Regions from separate parts of the Mus musculus genome. Here all the other regions are linked to region 1. A link is a loop called in an ENCODE intact Hi-C map of the cell type or tissue named here. Cell type or tissue: gastrocnemius. All regions are shown on one strand.

Region 1 (2,500 bases):
GTGTGATTGGAAGAGAAACGTAAGCTCAGTAGGATGAAAAAGATAGACTTGGCTTTAATTGAAAAGGACAAACTAAATAAATAATGAGGATATAAAACCTAGCCTGTGCCACTTTTATCACCCATATATGACACTTAATATTCAATTTATGGGCAACAACTGAACTGTGTTTCAAACCACCAGAGCCTTTCCCTCCTCTTGTGTCCTTACCTTCTCTCTACAAGCACTTCAAGGCGAGAATCAGCAGAGATAAACATAGTCGGAAAGTTCATTTTTTAGTACAGTTAGATGTTTTGAAAGAAACTAATGCTGATTAAGATTACATTAACAATTTAAAATGCACATACTTTCAAGAGCCTTACTTAGTAATCCAAGGAAAAATACTTTCACTGGAAAGCCATGCTAACATAGCCCCCAACAAGAAAAGAAGGTGTTTTACCCTTAAGTAAATAGATAAGTAATTTTCCTAATGCTACTTCTTCATTTACAGATACTATTTGACCCAGACAAAATCTCTATAACATCTGGACCCTTGATTTGCAAATGCATATCCGTATTTGTAGAAGGAAGGCTCTTAGAGGTGCCGTAGGTTGATCTCACTTCCAGACCCAATGTTCTCTTATCGACTTGATCCTCATTAGTTGCTGCTGCCAAAATAGGGAGGCTTGTCCTGGCTCTGTGATAATCCAGGTACTTAGAAGAAGGTGGCTACTGGTGACTCAGTAGGTGGCACTCTTCCCTTTGCATACTCAGCCAGGGCTCCAGGAGGAAGCTATGAACACCAGATATACCATAAATAATTCTTACAAGGAAAATAAAGCTAAAGTGGTGACCAAATTATAAACAGGAATTGGAAAGGTGAGAAACAAGCCATAGTGCACTTGGCATTGAAAAACCCTACCTTGGTTTCAACTGAATTGCATTCTTTATCAAATGCCCCAAACAGTGTGATCTATTACACTGTGTGAAGGAGGTGAAAGGAAAAAAAAAAAAATGTCCTGGAAATCCCCAGTAGGGGGAAAAGGCAATATTTCTAACCAAAACTGCCATCTGAACAAATCTCAAGGTCACCTTGCTAAAACCATATAGTCACTTTCTTATGGCTTGTTCAATTTGGTTTTAATTTTTCAGTGCCCCAACGGTTATTTTCTTCTAACAGTGGTTTCATTTTCTAATTTATTAAAAAGGTAACACTTCCCGCTTAAAATCTGTTGATATGATATGAATGGATGAAAATGAGTGCAAATATCTGATTGCGAACTCCTAGCAGCCCCGTCCTTCCAGGGTGATTAGACCAGCAAGCGCTGCAGGCAGCAGGCAGCACTCCCAGGGCTGTTCACCTTCTGCCTGCCAGAGGAGCGCCCACATAAATCAAGGCCATGCTTGCTATTAGTTCTAGTCAAAATATTTGGGTATAAGGTAAGATTAAATGGCCAAGGCTTGGGGCTATCCTTTGGTTTGAATTATCCAGGATAAACCTGTTCTTTCATTGTTTGAGAGTGGGGGGTGTCAAAGGTTGATTCAACAAAATTTTATATAAACTGTACTAAAAAGGAATAATTTAACATTTATTTTTTAAAAAAATAAAGGCATTTAATTTTTAGTACATTGATTCCATAAAAAATATAACTGTTCAAACTATTATACTGTCATTCTTTCAAGGATATTACTAACTAAGAGTTGGGAGTAGTAACTTTATTTTTGCATTTCCATTCAGTTACTTTTTTAAAGGAAAGGCATGAAAAGAGGACAAATATTGAAATGGTAGTGAAAAGCTACTGTAATCAAAAAGCCAAACAATGACAAAGAAAAATCATGATTACAAAAAACCATAAATTTGAGCACCTATCTCAGCAAACACTTGTGTGGCATCTGATGATTTACATGACGAGCATAGGAAACATAAAGTGAGATTATTTTCTTTCTTGTAAAAGCAAAGGACTTGAAACTCCTGTAAAGGTTGGTTTCTAACTAATTCACACTGTGCCATGCATTTTAAGAGCCTTGACTGCTTACAGCTACCAGGATCCATATCTCTTCTTCAATTTAAAAAAGAACGCACTATCTTTATATCTATATACCATAGAGCTATGACAGCAATACCTCTAAAATCCAAGTCAATGCAATCACTTTGTTATAACTTTATACTTCTAAATTGTACCATGCACTTTCTCCCAAGAACACCTGAGTGATGGACTTGCCGTCATCCTGCCTCCCCAGAAGATTCAAGGGACAAGTGACTACTGAGAGCCTCTAAGGATGTTAATTACACAAAAAATCTTAACAACTTTCTTTGAAAGCTTGTTTAACGTTGTTTTAAGCCATGAAGACTAGCTCACTTTCCTCTATTCCTTTACCATAGATCACACCCACGAGCTAAAAACATCTCCTAAGAATAAAATGTAAAGCTAACTTGTAATCTGCAAAGTTATTATTTTGATATTTGTTTCTAATCCCTCATGTATTTTAGAAAAAACTAATTTCAAACATTATGCTAGTC
Region 2 (2,500 bases), 180 kb after region 1:
GCTGGGAAGCTGGGAACCGGCCTGCTTCTTCTGCATACAAGTACATGTCCCCAGTCAGCACGTGCTGTCTGGCTGACTCAAAGGTAGTCGATGGCCAGTGCTTTCTTACAGGTGTCCAATCCTGGCAAAGTTGTCCAGGTCAGCAGGTTGTTCCACTAAGCAGTAACGAGGACGAGGACAGACGTCCTCTTGGAGGGGTCACACCAACCAGGGATAATGTCTTCTTTTTGGTTATGGTTTCCAGCAAGTTGGATTTTGTTTTGGTGTCTCGGGTTTACTTAGGGAAGAGCAGATGAGGACAGGAGCAGGAGATGAGTAGGGCACATAAGTGAGAGAAACTGATCCAGGTCTCTAGATTATATGGAGGAGGGAATGGGTGTGGAAGCACCAGGGAGAGGGTGGGGATGGGGGTGTGGGCTGTGAGTTTGTGCTTTCCCAGGCGGGCCGGCAGGGGCCGAGGCAGTGTTGGAAGATCGCATCTTGGTGTTGGGAAGTTTGTGGTCTTTCTTCCACTTCATTCTCCGGTTCTGAAACCAGATCTTGACCTGGCGCTCCGACAAGCAGAGCGTGTGGGCGATCTCGATGCGGCGCCGCCGGGTCAGGTAGCGGTTAAAGTGGAATTCCTTCTCCAGTTCCAAGACTTGCTGCCGGGTATAGGCGGTTCGAGAGCGCTTAGGTTCGCCTCCGTTATAACTGGAGTTGACTGAACACCAGAACCCCGAAAGAGAAGGCCAAAGAGGAAGAAGTAGAAGAGGAGGAGGGGAGGAGAGAGGAGATAGGGTGGGGAAGAGCAATCGGACATCATCATTATATAATAACCTGACACCAAGTTCACACAAGATACATAAAAAGGCAAAGAAAATGTTTCACAGGCTATTGACAACGGGAAACACCCGAGAGCCATAAAGAATGGTGCTGGGCTTTGGGGCTGAAGAAAAGCTTCAAAGACACATGGCCGGGAGCCTCTGCCAGGGCAATTAAATTTATGGGGGCTATAATTACTGCCCTAACAGTTTGGCGTCTCGTAAATCTCAGGATAAAGGGACCCTGGGTACAAAAGGGTTCTCACGTTAGGACCAGGCTGCGGGCGGCGCGCACACACCCACAGCCAAAGCGCCGGCCAGATGGGGGTCCCCTCCCGCGCCCTGCCCCGCGCCCCCACGCCCGCTGCCCTCCCGGCGGCGCCACATACCGGCGCTCACGTGGATCTTCTTCATCCAGGGGTACACCACCGGCTCCTTGCCCTTCGGGCCCGCCGGGCCCTGGTCCGCCAGCAGCAGCGGGCACGCGGGGGCGCTGCCCCCCGTCGCGACAGCCGGGGTGGTGGGGCCGGGAGCGCAGTGCCGAGGGGGCGCGGGGGGCTGCGGGGCCGGGCTGGGGTGCGCGCCGGGGGCCGGGGACTGCTCGGGTCGCGCGGGGCTGGCCCCGCGGCAGGCGTAGGGACAGGCGGCGGCGGGCGCGGGGTACAGGCCCCCGGGGTAGCTGGGCTCGCGCGCCCGCGGCGCGTAGTAAGCGGGGGGCTGGCGGGCCGCGTGCGGGTTCGGGGCCGGCAGGTGCGGGGCGCTCTGGGGCCGCGGGTAGCCGGGACCCCCGCCCACGGCGCCGTCCCCACCGCCCGGGCCACCGTGCGGGGCGAACTCCTCGAAAGGAGGGAACTTGGGCTCGATGTAGTTGGAGTTTATCAAAAACGAGCTCATGGTCATTAATTTGTGAAGTGCAAAAATACTAATTTTTCTCGCGGTGTCGTTTTTCTGCGCTCGCCGAGGCCCCTCCCCCTCTCGCCGCGCTTCCCATCCCCCCCCCCCCCCCCCCCCGGCCCCGGCGCCCGCCCCTCCCCCCGCTGTCAAACGACTGCCCCTCCCCCTCCCGCCGTCGCCGCCGCCGAAGTCCGCGCCGCTCCTCCCCCGCCCGCGCGCGCTCCCCGTGGCCCTGCGCGCCCCGCCCCCGCGCCCCACGTGCTGCGATCCGGCCAATGGGAAATCCGCGCGCGCGGACCCGGATCAGGAAACGCGCGGGGGATGCGTGATGGATGCTGCTAGCCTTCAGGGTGGGAGAAGCGAGCTTGGGTTCCTCGGGCCCCCCAACTTGGGTTCCGGCTGAGAAGTTGGGGCCTGTTAGACTGCGGGTCCTTTCGAGCCCTGTTCCTGCCCACGTCTGTCCTAGGCCTCTGGGCAGCTGGTCGCCACGACTCAGCGCCGATCTCCAGTCCAACCAGGCTTCGGGTGGTCCTCCGAGGGTTCGAGGCCCTCCAGGAGAGGGAAGGGCACTGGGACCAAGAGGCAGACCCTGGCTTTTTATCCTAGCTCTGGAATAAAACGAAGGAGGCCTACGGACCCATTTTTCTCGCCCTTTGATTCTTTGTCCACGCCCTACACATCCACCCGGCTGTTAGGGAGTCCCTGCTTTGCGAAGCCAGGGCTGGAGCTGCACAGGGAGGATGGGTAGAAGGGCCGCTGAACAAGCGGGTCAAGGAAGTACAGCAAGCGAGGGCGATCCACTA
Region 3 (2,500 bases), 55 kb after region 1:
TCAGAGGCAGATGGAGCTCTTTAGTTTCAGGACAGCGGGACTATTATACAGAGAAACCCTTTCTAAACAAAACAAACAAACAAACAAACCAGATAGATGTGAAGGGGCTGGAGAAATGGCTCAGTGGTTAAGAGCACTGTCAGCTCTTCCAGGGGACCTGGGTTTAATTCCCAGCACCCACAGGGAGCTCACAACTGTCTGTCACTCCAGCTCCAGGGGACCTGACACCCTCATACAGACATGCATGCAGGCAAAACAGCTGTGCACATAAAATAAAAATAAATCATTTTTTTAAAAAAAGATGTAAAGTTTGAGGTTATCTAAAATTATAACTAGCTACAGGGTGATAACATAAAGCTTAATTATAACTTCAGTTGTAGAGCTATAGCAAAGGAAACCCTTTCTAAGGTTGGTTGGGGGCATGCTACTGAAAGTCTTTGGATCTGGGGGCGGGGGTGTCATCATCTTAAACCTGGCAAAGGGAGCGTGCAGTGTCCTCCCAGATCTGCAGAGCGCATCCCCGGGAAGGCTGGGGATGTGCAGTCTCCAGACAAATCTGGGCATAGGTTTGTTTGGGAGGAGGAGGAGGAGGAGGAGGAGCACCTTACATGAAAACTGACTTTGAGAAGGTTGCTTCTCTGAGAATGGAAGTGGGTGGACTCACTGGTTTTGGGGGTTTTGTTTCTTGTTTTTTTGTTTTTTTCGGAGCTCTCTTACTTTCTTATGAGAAATGAACAGAAGATCAGTAAAAAAAACAAGCAAGCAAACAAACAAATGATCAGGACAACGGAGCAGTTATGCTCCTGGCAGAAAAGAGGCCGGAGACAAAGTGTCCTAAACTGAGGACGCAGTGGAGGAAAGGTGGAAAATGGAAAATGTCCCAGATAAAGGCGAAGCAAGGGACGGTGGGAGCTAACATACTCGTCACCCTGTCCCCTTCCAGTCTCCATGGCTGTCCTGATTTAGACAGAAGAAGGCAAAGCAGCTCATCAGCATGCAGTTGATGATTTATCCAGCTTGCTGTCAAAGACAGCACTGTCTAAAGACCCAGCAGAGAATGAGGAAAAACAGGCAGGCCCCTGTGAGCAAGCCAAGGAGGCAAAACACTGAGAAAACACGCACAACAGAGCATTGCTCCTCTAATGGCGTGAGCTCGATTAATCCCAAGACACCCGAGCTTTCATACGCGAGTCCTCTGGGATGTGTAACCCAAGTTTGTACCGGTCCTGGCAGAAAGCAGTGCACAGTATTTGGAGCAAATGTGTTGGCTTTTAAACACCACTCTAGTTCCAGCAGGCATGTGTGTGTTCTGTGGTGTAACCCATGCTTGGCTGCTGATTACAACTTTCGCTTTCTGCAAGCTTATGGCTTCACTGAACACCGAGGCCTTACTTCCCTCTCTTGCAAAACTCCAGGATTAGAGTAGATTTTACCCTTATTCTACAGCACTGTCTTTCAGCAGCCCAATAATTGTGCATAACAATGTATCTTGGACTGGAGTAGGGGAGTTAGAATGTACCATTTTTTTTTCTGGAAACATTAATTCTTATGTGTTGCTAAACTGTTGAGGATATGAGGTTATTATTAAGGTCAATAGTGACAGGCAGTTGGAAACGTACTGAGTGGGGGAAGGGAAGCAGAGGCAGCCCCAGCATGAAGGGGTCCTCAAATCGCTGACGAAGTAATTTCATCTGCCAGTCTGAAAACCTAGAATTAAAGGCATATCAACACATGGTAAGACATCAGGTGGCTTGTGTACAGGACTGTCACGCCAGTCAGGCATCAACACCGCTCCCCCCCCACACACACACACACACGGGCTCTGTCATGGCTAGATCTGTCCTTGAATAACCAGTAGCATTTTAGAGCCCATTCTAAATCTAAACAGGAAATTTCTAGAAAAATAAACTTAAAAAGGGTGGGAAACACATATACACAAGGAATAAAAGATGTGAGTCTCTGTGAACTAAGAAACAAAAAGTATGGACATGCCTATGAGATAGGTACTATATGAAGCCAATGTCATTTTCAGTGCATTGCAGAGGAGAGAACCAGAGTACATGGAAGTTAAATGATAAAGGCCATAGCTGTAGCAGAGAACACAAAGAACCCGTATAAATCCAGTTTTCCTTCTACTAAAACAAAACTTGTGTGTATATGAGAGATATATGTATGTTTGTGTGTATGTGTGTGTGTGTGTGTGTGTGTGTACCTGTGCATATGTGTGCAAAAGCACACAGGTGCATAGATATGTACAAAAGCCAGAGGTCACCATCAGGCATCCTCCATCACCCTCTTCTTTTGTACCTCTTTTTTTGAGACAGGTGATCTCACTGACTCTGGAGACCAACTCAGCTATACTTGCTGGCCAAGGAACTCCAGGGACCCCCTTGTTTCTGTGGTACCTGGTTACACACTGCACCCAGCTTTTATGTGGGCGCTAGAACCTGAACTCAGGTCCTCGCGCTTATGCAGTAGCTGCTTTTCTGCCTCAGCCATC

The links. Peaks named below come from ENCODE experiments on the same cell type or tissue, not always from the same donor. Only the 100,000 strongest peaks of a DNase experiment are listed, where the experiment ranks them.
Region 2: a loop joins it to region 1, with 4 times the contacts of the local background. A loop is called at or near these places in 19 of 42 quality-filtered maps.
Region 3: a loop joins it to region 1, with 1.9 times the contacts of the local background. A loop is called at or near these places in 2 of 42 quality-filtered maps.

The regions. Positions count from the first base shown.
Region 1 is chr6:52,008,256-52,010,755 of GRCm38, forward strand. The region is part of intron 1 of Skap2 (src family associated phosphoprotein 2); the gene reads right to left. Among named protein-coding and RNA genes, the nearest start is that of Skap2, 3.0 kb to the right of the region's middle. In gastrocnemius, a CTCF peak has its summit at 715 (motif pointing right); a DNase peak (open chromatin) is centred at 1,323.
Region 2 is chr6:52,189,986-52,192,485 of GRCm38, forward strand. The region is part of intron 2 of Hoxa3 (homeobox A3); the gene reads right to left. Hoxa4 (homeobox A4) reads right to left here and starts at 1,718. Exons shown (of 2, transcript NM_008265.4): 1 at 1,193-1,718; 2 at 1-703. The coding sequence starts at 1,703. The coding sequence ends at 357. All of the region lies in intron 1 of LOC115490409 (a long non-coding RNA gene), which reads left to right. In gastrocnemius, a CTCF peak has its summit at 1,253; DNase peaks (open chromatin) are centred at 1,287, 1,576 and 1,998; H3K4me3 peaks cover 2,149 bases; H3K27ac peaks cover 2,372 bases.
Region 3 is chr6:52,063,230-52,065,729 of GRCm38, forward strand. No RefSeq gene overlaps it. Among named protein-coding and RNA genes, the nearest start is that of Halr1, 38 kb to the right of the region's middle. In gastrocnemius, no CTCF peak of the experiment used is centred here; DNase peaks (open chromatin) are centred at 1,125 and 1,730; H3K4me3 peaks cover 1,217 bases; H3K27ac peaks cover 1,204 bases.